Regions from separate parts of the Homo sapiens genome. Here region 2 is linked to region 1. The links are chromatin contacts, found by Hi-C or POLR2A ChIA-PET in ENCODE. All regions are on one chromosome and are shown on one strand. Each heading gives the region's core, a stretch centred on a gene start or an enhancer-like site at or near the end of the contact. The rest is flanking DNA. Distances are from core to core; before and after follow the strand shown. Region 1 overlaps PLXNA2 (plexin A2). Region 2 overlaps PLXNA2 (plexin A2).

The links. A loop is a pair of places that touch in the nucleus more often than their neighbours do. ChIA-PET counts read pairs that join two places held with the same protein, here RNA polymerase II (POLR2A). Pooled maps may share reads with other maps.
Region 2: a loop to region 1 is called in a map of PC-9, with 7 times the contacts of the local background. The contact joins two enhancer-like sites. A Hi-C loop is called at or near these places in 5 of 168 maps with a recorded cell type or tissue (HAP-1, MCF 10A, PC-9 and 2 more) and 3 of 50 pooled maps. POLR2A ChIA-PET finds 5 or more read pairs at or near these places in 4 of 52 experiments (HEK293, MCF 10A, WTC11 and 1 more).

The regions. Positions count from the first base shown.
Region 1 is chr1:208,130,020-208,135,806 of GRCh38, forward strand. The region is part of intron 4 of PLXNA2 (plexin A2); the gene reads right to left. LOC124904500 (a long non-coding RNA gene) reads left to right here. Exons shown (of 2, transcript XR_007066851.1): 2 at 1-3,722. Among named protein-coding and RNA genes, the nearest start is that of PLXNA2, 110 kb to the right of the region's middle. Within about 2 kb of position 2,357, at least 11 of the 41 ENCODE cell types and tissues checked have a DNase peak (open chromatin) inside an H3K27ac peak, as active enhancers do.
Region 2 is chr1:208,090,771-208,096,557 of GRCh38, forward strand. It overlaps PLXNA2 (plexin A2), which reads right to left. Exons shown (of 32, transcript NM_025179.4): 8 at 5,259-5,355; 9 at 2,016-2,130. Among named protein-coding and RNA genes, the nearest start is that of LINC02767, 130 kb to the left of the region's middle. Within about 2 kb of position 3,166, at least 2 of the 41 ENCODE cell types and tissues checked have a DNase peak (open chromatin) inside an H3K27ac peak, as active enhancers do.

The DNA.
Region 1 (5,787 bases), core at 1,107-3,606:
AGCTGATGACACAGTCAGCCTTCTCATCACCTGGTGGGAGTTTCAAACCCCAACCTGTTTGCAAGGTGGGGACCAGTCATAACTGGGGGGAACAAGGTGAGGTGAGGGAGGTAACTTGAGGCACAGTGGCAAAGGCTCAGGGAACTTAACCACAAGGCATGCACTCTATGAAGTGGAGATTGCGGCTGAAAAGCTGAGTCCCTGAGCTGGCCTGCTACAGAAAGATCAAAGGGCCAGCTGGAAATGCAGCCAAGCTGGGCTCTAAAAACAGTGTAAAGCTGGGAGGAGAAGGGCTTGAACACACATTTCCCCCAGTGGGTACATGCAATGGCATATGAAAGAGCCTAACACTAACATAGTGAAGACACTAACACTAACATAGTGTAGACACTAACACCCCCAGAACACACAGGAACGTTTGCTCTCATCTCACTCACCAACCCCACCAACTTCTGTTCTCACAAGCACATGCATACTCGAACCCAGGTCAGCCTCCGAGCGCTGTGCACACAGCCTCCATTCCATACACATTCATGGCTAGAAGGAATGCACCCAATGTCATTGCCGCAAGGGGCATTCAAACACATTTTATCAATGGGGAAAATGAGGCTCCAGTTGACCTTGACTCAGATGTGTGGTGAGTGACTCTTGATGATTGGCACAGGCAGACTCTTACCTACTCCTCCCCGGCCACTCTCCCATCACCCCTCTGCCATCCTGCCACCTCCCTCCCGCAACAAACTCCCTGGCAGTTCAAAGTTGGATTCCAAATTTTGTCCCTAGGATCAACCCCATTGAGAAACCTTATCTGACAGACAGCATGTGCCAGTGGCTGGCCAGAACTCACAGGTGGTGAGAAAAAGCCCCCCACATATTTCTGTAAATGAGTACAGCTGGTCACTTCTGGCTGAGGAGTTCAGAGGCCTTCACTAAAGAAATCAAAAAGTGGTGGTCAGCTTCCCACTTCATGGGAACCCTGTGTTCACAAAGATGTCCCTGGATAAAAGGCCTGAGAGGAGCTGTTCAAGCCTGAACCATTTGTATGAGAAATCTGCTGGGGTGGAGACCAACACCTTTCCCCTCCCTCAGGGGCACCCAGAGCCCTGGCCCACATACAGAGGGACCTTGCCAAGTCCCGGCCACGCACCCCAGGACTTCCAATTGCGCTTGTCTCCAGGGGTTCACTGACTTCCCCTTTGCCTCTGCCCCTCTTCCTGATGCATGGTGCCGCTCTCGACACCTCTGAACCTGCATCTTCACACTACAGAAACCGTCCTAGTCATCAGTGGATGGCAGTAACTTTTCATGACGGCTCCTCTGATGTTGCCATCTTTCGTGTTGATCAAAACAACAAAACGAATCAGACTCTCGGCATCTGATTGAAGCCTAATTGGAAATCCAAAGTGGCACTAAATGTTATGGTCTAAATAAAACACATTCAATTACTGAAACTCAACGCAGGGAACACAAGGGAGCGCTCCTGGAAGGAGCTGAAAAGCAGGCTGCAGAGCTCTGGGGTGTCATTCCGGGGCCCCCTGTGTCTGGCTGGATAAGACTTAAGATGGGGAACACAGGAGGCTTTCTTGAGTCTGAGAACCTCTTACTTAGGGCCAGGGATTGAGCTGATATGGGTTTGCATGGTTCACACTTGAAACAGCACCAGAGAAGCTGAATCGGGGCTTCAATGCCTCACATGTGTTCTGCAGCTGCCCTCCTTGAAAAGGTTTTTCCTTTGCCAGACCGACGAGCTTTGGATGGGGGTAAGAAAATATGCAGAGGAGTCATGATGTCTCCCGCTGGGGTCTCTGCATGGGCTCTCCTGGTGCTAGGGGAGGGCGAGCAGTCCAGGAGCTTTGCAGCCACACAGACAGGCTCCTCACTCCCGGCTATGCCTCCTAAAAGTCATAGACACACCTAGCTCAGATCCCTCAACATTGCTGCACCTGGCCTTCCTCATTTGTCAAACGGGGGAGATAATACCTGTCTTCCCAGGTTCTTGTGAAGAGGGGAGATCATGCTCGTGAGGCGCTTGGCTGGCTGCGCAGGAGAAACTCCGCGGTAACTTCCTGGGGCGAGGTGCTTTTTCTCCCTGCATTCTGACCACCTGCAGAGGCATTTCCCCTGACTGTCCATGTAGGGCCCGGGGCAGTGCTTGCTTTCCTTTATTGGTTTTTTAAACTAAACAGTGCACTACTCCAATCTCCTTGAAGGTGTCAAATGAGGAGTTACTGAGTCTGTGCTGGCCTCCTGGAGCCCAGAAAGCCGCCTCTGAACCCTTTTCCTAACTGGGAGCCGGGTGTGGGGAGAGCAGGAGGGGAGGAGCCTTCTGCAGCCACAGGGCAGCCAGGGGGCGCTGTCTCAGGAAGCTGAAGAGGTGTGGATTTGGCTTCAGAGGTGTGGGGTGGAGTCCCAGCCCTGCTGTTGGACAGCTTGGTGGCCCTGGGCAAATTACTTAGTCAGTTTGAATTTCAGTTTTGTTATCTGTTAAAAAAAGGCAAGGACAATAATACTTATCTCATAGGACTGGTGTATTAGCTGAGGCCATGTTTGTAAACTAAAATAAGAAAAACACGGCAAAAATATTAGTTAGATTTCAACACAGCTTAAATAAGGTAGGGCTGAGAGGCAAGGCAGGGTGGTTAAGCTTTTTTTAGGTGTGGCTGTTTGCAAAGCATGACCTGCAGGGCTTGGCCTGATGATGATGTATGGGGGCACAACTGTAAAAATATAATTACTACTACTACCATTTACTAAGCGGGTAGTAGGTTCCTGGTACTTTTCAGAGTGCTTTTTATGCATTAATTAATTTAATCTTCAAACAGATGCCATAATTATGCCCATTTTACAGGTGAGGTAACTGAAGCACAGAAAGGTGAAGCAACTTGCCCAAGGTCACATGGCAGTAAGCAGTAGAGCCAGGGCTTGAACCCAGGCTGGCTGCTCCCCATGGCTGTCAGGAAACTACTGATAGTCAATCATTGTCTGCTTCTCCACATTCGGCTTGGTATACCCTTTCTTCTCCGGAGTCACTGCCCCCTCAGACCTCTCATCTCCTCTTCTGTAAAATAAAGGGCTGCTCTTCACTAGAGAATCTCTGGATAAACCAGCTCTGGATTCTTGTGTTAGGGAGAGGGTGAGTCCCCCGAGTGACCCCAATTAGGGAGGGAACCAGGACAGGTCCCTTCCTGGTGGTATGCGTTTATGAGTTACTTTAATCATTGAATACATAGTACATCTCTTCTACAGCATTGCTCTGATGTACAAATAAATAACCTTATCTTGTGATTTATCTATACATCATTGCGCTTCTCCAGAATTTGACCACCTTGAGGGCAGGGATTCTATTTTATTTTTTGCTATACAAAAGCATACGTAATAGTGCTATTGTTGCATTGAAAACAGCAAAAAGAAATCAAGAAGGTACTTATCTTCCTGGCAGCCCTATTTAGAAGGAGACTTTTGCTGGAATATTACTTAGAAAGACAGCCCTATCTATATCTACATATGCAAATGACTTGTCAGTGGACAGCTCTATGCATTATACATGGTCAACACTTAATGGTCTATTGAATGAATGAGTCTGCATATGCAAACAATATGCAAATCTTTCCCTATTTTAATTTGACCCTTCGGAACATCTTCAGGAACTCTCTTGGGCCTAGGTTGTTTTAATGTTGCTAATTAAAAGTTTTTAAACACAGTGTTCACTCTTGTCTGTGCTGAGTGAAACTGTTGTCAAGTTGGGAAAGGATGCTGGGCTAGACCAGGTTACTCAGGATTTACCCTGATTCTTCTGGTAATTCAGATGATGGCCTAGGCAAATGACTTTCCTCTCTGGAGGCATCAGTTTCCCCATATTTAAAAGAATGAAGGAGGGTAAGTTTCCTTCTGGTGAGACACTGTAACTTCCCATCTCCTGGTCATAGGAACATGATTCTGGGCAGTCAGTGTCATCCTTCAGCAATACCTATCTAGAAAGAAAAATCAAATCCCTCATCAAGGATTAGAGAGTCTCCAACCCCCTTGCCCATTTAGAGAAATGAGGTTTTTGGCACCACTTCTCCCAGCCTGGGCATTGTATTCAATCATTTCTTTCCAAACCAAAGGATTTCAAAATAAGAGGCTGGAGTTTTCTCTCTTAAATACAGCAAGCCAAGTGTCTGATTAATAGGGTGGGTTTGCATTGCCTTTCCCTCATGTGAAAATATTTATTTAAAAAAAATACTCCGATGAGAATATTAATAGCCAGAGAATCAGCTCCCTATCAGCCTCTTTGTTCCTTGACATTTGAAATGGGGGAAAGAAAGAGGAAAAAATCAAAACCCGGGTTTGAGGTGGTCATTGTTGCCTGCACCCACAGCCCCGGGAGGTGGGAGGCAGGACTCCGCCCTTTCTTTGGGAAAGGCACTGATGTGAGTGCTCAGCTCCTGGGCCACACTGGGGTCCTGCATCCTTAACCAGAAACACATGTGCATCAAAGCCTTGGATTGAAAGTGACACATTTTAAAACAAAAGTGCAGCAGCAATTCGCTTATCCTCACTTTCCTAATCCGCAAACTCTGTAATTCTCCCCAAAGTCCCTCAGGCTCAACTCTCCTCCCTGCCCCCTCACATTCCCTCCTCCCCAGAGGCTCAGCCAAGGCCTCCCAGCCCAGGCAGAAGGGAGGTCTCCTGTTACTGAGTCCTTGCCCGCCTTGTAAAAATACACCTTGGCATGCTCTGCCTGCACCCTGGGAAGCCTTATCGCCTGGACTAAACAAATGTGCACAATCAAAATAATAGTCTGAGATGTCAAAATAAATGAGCAGGGGACATCTGGAAGTGTGACTCCCCACGTTTTTTCTTTCCCTTCCCCAAGGTCTTTAGGTGCCTTAGGGACTTAACAGTTCAGTAGCTTTGGCTACAGGTAGAAGACTTACTGCCCCATGTATCACAATAGCACCTCTGAAAAGGATTCTTATTTTTGGTTCTAGATCCGGGTTAGTAGTTGACAGGGCCTCCTCCAAATGGAGGAAACCACAATTAGTTTTCTGGTGCAGCTGCTGGACATTGGTGGATGGTATGCTAAGGGTCTGGCCTGTCCTTCCATCTCTCCCCAGATACTGCGTAGGGTCTTCAAACAATGCAGAGAATTTCTTAGGGGGTGGTGGGGGGTCTCTCCTGCATTTAAGACCTTCAGGAAAGGGTGGCTTTACAATCTTTCCAAATAATTTTTGTTTCTGAAACTCCAAGCTGACAGTCTCCTTGCCCCAACTCTTTTAAATTACGTTAAACAGATGTGGTTAAAAAGCCAGTTTCCTGTAATCCATGGGGATGAGGTCCCACTCCCCCACATACTGAAGGTAAGTCACTGAGAGGCCTGCTCCTGTGCAAGATGAGACAATATTGCCACAGGAAGACTGCCTGGAGAGCTATTTATAAGCAGCATACCCTCCATGGGAAAATTTCCAGGCAGTGTGATCCTGCTACTGATGGATTCCTGCAAACCCTTCCTGAAAGCATTTTCAGGGCCCACAGGCATTTGATAGACCTCAGGTAGGACTTACACAACCTTCAGCAAATCAACAGCAAGCTTTAAAGTTGTCAGTACTTCCCCACATGTTTGAAGAAATCAGTCCAGCTTTGATGACTCCAGCTGGGCGTTGGGTGTTGCACAATGCTGATGGGGCAGCTAAACAGGGTGCTCTCTGGGCCTCGTCTTTCTTATCTGGGGTCAGAATGGGTGCTCTCTACAGTCCTTACCAGCTCTGATGCTCTGTGATTCCATGACCTTGGTAGCTGGGGAAT
Region 2 (5,787 bases), core at 1,916-4,415, 38 kb before region 1:
TATTAAGGAACTTTCAAAGTGGCCCATGTCAAGGTTAGTTTCTGAGACTGTGTCTCATACTCTCTCACTGCTCAGTCTTCACCCCTGCCCAGGCCTCCCATGGTGGCTCTGCTGTTCCTGGCTAGGTCTGCCCCTCTAAGCGATTCTTTCATTGGCTCCAAGCTGTGGTGCCCACTCCCACCTCTCCCTGCAGCTCTGTGTGAAAGGACTGCCCCCAGAGCAGTTTCATACTGTTGCAGAATTCCAGGGCTGGAGTTAATCTCCAGTGTCCAGGAAGGCTGGTGTAGGGTTTTTAGGCCAGCTGCATCAAAGCATACCAACTGGCTAGAGGAAAATGCTTTTCTGAAAGGTTCTCAGGGCACTAGATGCCTGGTTTCGTCATGCTGAGGCACCCGTAGATGGGTCTGTTTGAAAAGCCACCTGTGGCATCTATGTTTCTCCCTTTCAAGACAGGCAAATTCCATTTTTCTGACTGAACATAACACCTGTTGTTTCATAAACTAAGAAGAGTTCAAAGGGGTATGTGTTTGAGAAACCTTTCAGAGTCTATTTTCTTATGTTTAGCCATGGAAGCAACCAGCACTGCTATCAAGATTAGAAGACACAAGACTCCATTACTTGAAATCTTAGACAAGTTGACACAATTGCCATCAATGGGATTTAAATAGAAAGGTCATTCGTTCATCCATTCTTTCATGCATGCATTCTACAAACATTTGCTAAATAAGACATTGAAGATTTAAAGATAAGATGTAGTCCTTGCCTTCAAGGAGCTTGTAGTCTAGCGCAAGAGGAAGATGTGTATAGAAAGGCTATAGTAGGCCGGGCGGAGTGGCTCACACTTGTAACCCCAACACTTTGGGAGGCCGAGGCGGGTGGATCATGAGGTCAAGAGATCGAGACCATCCTGGCCAACATGGTGAAACCCTGTCTCTACTAAAAATACAAAAATTTGCTGGCATGGTGGCATGCCCCTGTAGTCCCAGCTACTCAGGTGGCTGAGGCAGGAGAATTGCTTGAACCCGGGAGGCAGAGGTTGCAGTGAGCGGAGATCACGCCATTGCACTCCAGCCTGGCGATAGAGCGAGACTTCATATCAAAAAAAAAAAAAAAGACTGTAGTTGTATATAAAAATGCTACATTGTCACTTATTACCATTTTTGGATTTTCTAAAATATAGAGTAAGAAATATGTGTATATGCACACGTGCATTTGGGCAACTATGTAATGTCTCTATAGTTGTTCAAATCCAACTGGCCATGCTGGGGTATGAAAAGCTTTCGACACAAGAAAGGGAGACTGAGCAAGCAGGCTTCACTGTCCTGAGACATGCTATGAATATATAAGAAAGTAGACTTCAGTGAATAACCATTGAATGGAATACCCATTAGAAAGATAAGCAATTTGATATTTCACTGTGTTAATAACAAAGGTGGGTCAGGCTTTAGGGATGGAGTTTCGACTGTATAATAAAACAGGACTTTTAGCAATGCCTGGTTCTTTTCACTAGCTGATTTTTTCTCACTTTCTACAAGGCCACCCACCCAGTTATACATCAGAGTCAAAGAATCATTGAATTTTAGAGTTGGAAGAGAAGTTGGCATGAAAGAATGGTTGCGAGTGAAAGTTCTATTGAACTAGACTATGTCTGCAGCCAAGCAAAGGGCTAGACTCAAAGAATAAATGCCATTCACTACACTCTTCTAGACCAGGGAGTCTGTTTGGTTGAATATGTTTCCTCTAAGCTTTCAGTCTCAACCCCCAGTTACCTTCAAGCTTTTGAATGCATAGAGTCTTAGGAGTCTAGTAGACATAGCCTCTGCCTCTGGGGTCATTTGCTGCTACTTTTTTGAGCTTTATAATAACAGGGCTTTCTAGCATGCAGAATTTCTGGCAAGACGGCCAAGATGGGCCAGGGCAAGAAAATGGCCAAGCCATTGGACTGACCATCTAAAGAGGGAGGGGCCACTCAGACTCACTGGGAACACTGCCATGTTAGGGTAAGCCCTTCTTACCTCTGAAATATTGATCCGGCCCTCCTGGAAGGAGCAGGTGGTGGGGTCATGAGTGCAGAGGTTGCGGTACTTGCACCAATGGCAGCGGAAGGCGCTGTTGACACAGGACAGGCACCTGCAAGGACAGAGATGGTGAGAGGCAAAGAGAAGAGAACAAAGAGGGAAGGTGGCATGTGTCATGATAGAAGTCTGTTAACCTGTGTTTAAATCCTAGTCTCATTCTCAGGAGGGAAGACTGGTGGGCCATCCTCTAGCACCAAGAATTGTGGATTCTCCATCCATGATATTCATGGGAACAGAAAATTGGAAAGAAAATGAGACCAGATAAGAGTATAACTGACAAAGCAGGGGTGTGCTTCTATAAGCTCATGAGAACTGATTATTCACATTTTCAGGAATTTTGCAAGCTGATAGACATCATGGTGGTAGTTTGAAATCGGCCATGGTGGAAATAGTTGCGCCACAGAATTTGGCAATGCTGCAAACTAGGTTTTCTTCTGAATGCTGGTAGCTAAACAGTTCCCAATATTTCACTGCTTGTAAAGACAGGGTAGCCGGCAGAGTACAGGGACAGGAATTGGGCATATCTGATTATAGACTTGCTTCTGCCACTGCCACTGGGGTCACACTGAGTAAGTCACTTCACCCTCTGAATTGGAGTATCTTCATCCGCCTGTAATAAAACATTCCTGTCTATGCCACAGGGCTGTTTGGTGTCAAATGAGATAATGCATAGAAAATGGTTTCGAAAAATGCCATGCTAAATGTGAGTATTATTGTCAAGCGCTTAAATTACCTGTTATTTCAACCTCTTAAATAACATTTGAGTGTTAACAATTGGTTCATATCATCTGTATTATTGGGCTTGGGGGAGCTAATAGTATTAAGTAGTAACTTTGTCCCACTCCCCCAGGCATGGAACAGTAGGATATGTGTGTGGTATGTGCTTTTCTTGCCAGGGTGAGCACTTCTTTCCTTCCAATTTCACCTGGAGACTGTGTATATTCTTTTGGCTCTCTGTGTGTGATCAGGTCATTGTAATGGAAATGGGTTTTGTAGGGGGGATTAGTCTTGCTCCTCCTCGCAGCCCCCTTACTCTATCTAGTCTTTCACAACTAGGCCAACCTGGAATGGACAGGACCAGGTCTGCAGTCTGGCGCCACCTGGTGGGGCTCTGATTACATTTGGGTGGTTGGGGCTTGATCCAGGGGTCACCGGCTCACAGGCCATAGTATGTTGGGTTGGTTAGCCCATTTACACTTCATCTTCCCATTCAGAGCATTTTTATCCCATTCTCCATTGCCCAGACTTTTTTAGTTTCTGAGCTTCATGCTATCTCATGTACTCTCAGATAGACTGGTTCTTGGTAACATCTTATGATTCAGCAAGTAAATAATGAAAATGGACCAAGGGCCTAAGGAGGATGGTTATTGGGGCTCTAGCTAGATGTGGCTCTTCCGCTGGCTACTTTTGTGACCTTCATTGTAGCACTAATCTTTCTGTGGGCCTCAGTTTACTTTTATTACAGCAAATTATTAAAAGGAGGGGACTATACTTGATTCCATGAATTTTAACTGAATTCCAGTAGAGAAGGGCAAGAGAGGCAGTGTTTGGCATTAAAATGGAATCTTTGCTGTCAAGGAGACCTGCTTTTTTTTTTTCTGTTAAAACTTGCTGCCTGTGACAGCATCTGTGTTGCCATAGCAATACATCTTTGAAAGTGGTGACATCATACTCTGTTGCCATGGAGATAAGATTGCTCTCACAAACAATGGATTCCATCACCACCATGTTGGAGTTTGAGAAGGAGGTAAGAAGTTCTGTTGCCCAGATGCTTGCCATTCCCAAAGCAGGGTTTGCTGGGATTCAAATGCAGTGGTTAGAGGGCAGCTTTGTCTATTTCAACTTCAGTCCCTTTCTGCCCTCCCTGGTTCCCACCAGGCCATTTCTATCACTTGTTCTGTCTTTCTCAGCACATCTATTTATTTGTCCCAATGGGGCTCCTTCCTTGACTAATGTAGAGACCAAAGAACTCCAGAAGATTATTCTAATTATGAAAATCAAGTTCAGAAAAATGGAGAATAAGGAGGACTAGCTTATTTGCCTCTTCTAATGACTAAAGATTCCTTTAGGGTTTAGCTGCAAACAGACCCTCTTCCCATCTTGATTGCTGAGTCCTTCATGCCCATAGCTTGGACCCTACAGACTGGATACCCCTGAAGACCTGACTATGATGTGGATCCCAAGTGGTTCCTGCCTTGGACAATGGGAAGGATGAGTCCGTAAACATTCCGAATCACTGCCTCCTCTGATATGGAGCTGTTGATTGACCTCTCCCCTTGCTGAATGTCTAGGGTTTTTGGTCCTATGACCCTTATGTGGCTCTATTACAGAGGCCTGTGTTTCCTTCTTTCTAAACCAAATGGTGTATGAGTTCCCAGCTTCTGTGGAAAGGGTCTCAGTTTCTCTACCAGGGAGGATCAGCAGAAACTAAGTAGGGGTTTCACTCCCTCCATTTCTGCTTTTTCCCTGTGAAATGTTCCCAGCTTCTCACACAGTTGTGGGGTCTCATAGCGTGTGGGCACCAACTGGCAGGCATTCAGCTGCTGGAATGGCTGGTGAGGTCCGTAGAACTAAAGTCAAGCCCCACTGAAGGCTGTGGTTTGGCCTGTCTGGTTTCCCTTCCTCTTGAAAATATTGAAGGATGGATTTAAAAAATGATGGAGTGAAGGCCTCTGCTCCACCTCCCCATCCAGGTCTTTTTATCATGTGCTGAGAGAGGCTACTTTCCCCCTTCCCTGCTCCTCCTCTGTGGGTGACTGTGTGCATAGCCGAGTCGCTATCTCGGAGTCCCTCTTCATCTGGTTGTGGGTGACATGTCCATACTCCACTCACTGTCAGCCTCTACCTTCAAAGTCACCACCAAGTGATGGAAAATGAAGAACTTTTTTTACGGTTCCTGTTCTCTGACTCTCTTTTTACTATCTTGGCCTGAGAGTTGGGGGTTAGGTGTGTTGGGGTGGCATCCAAGGATTCAGAGACTATAGAGAGTAAATACCATTTGGTTTAATATGGTAGTATTTATGTACAGTGTACTCTGTCCAAACAAAGTGTCAGGCCCCATGGGGAAACTGTGAGGTGACTACAACGTGGTTCCTGCCCTAAAGGAGCTTAGCATCGAGGGGAAGAAAGCCCATACCCACATCCAGACCCAGAGCAAGACCCTTTCTAATAAGCACTTACAGTTGGTGGGCACTGCAGTTGTAAAACTTGAACTCGGTGCTGACAAATATCTTCCCTGTCTCCTTGGACCTCAGCTGTAGCTCCAGCCCAAACCAGTCTGGAAAAACAAACAAAAAAGGATGGGGTTGGGTAACAACGTGGGGGACCCAGTGGACAGCCACAAAAATAAAATGTAAGTCATGAAGCCACCACAGGGCTCTCTTAGGATGTAGATACTATGTGGAACCTGCCTGAATCGTCTCTTCTCCTCCCAAGGAAGCCTCTTTGGGTAAATACCAGCCCACCCCTCAGACCCAGACTTCCTCTGCCTGCAGGGAGGAAGAAGCAGATTCCACGGAGCCCCTTGCCTTTGTCAGTCATGTTCCATTACTGAAAGGATTTCAGAAATATTAGGTCTGAGCCCCCAGTTCTGTGGAGAGACCTGCTAAAAAACTACTGATGGAAGCCACTCCATTCCTAGGAGGGACGGGCTATCTGGAAAGACGCTGTGTTCTGTGCAGCCTTAACTCAAAGTGGAGCAAGTGTTTTC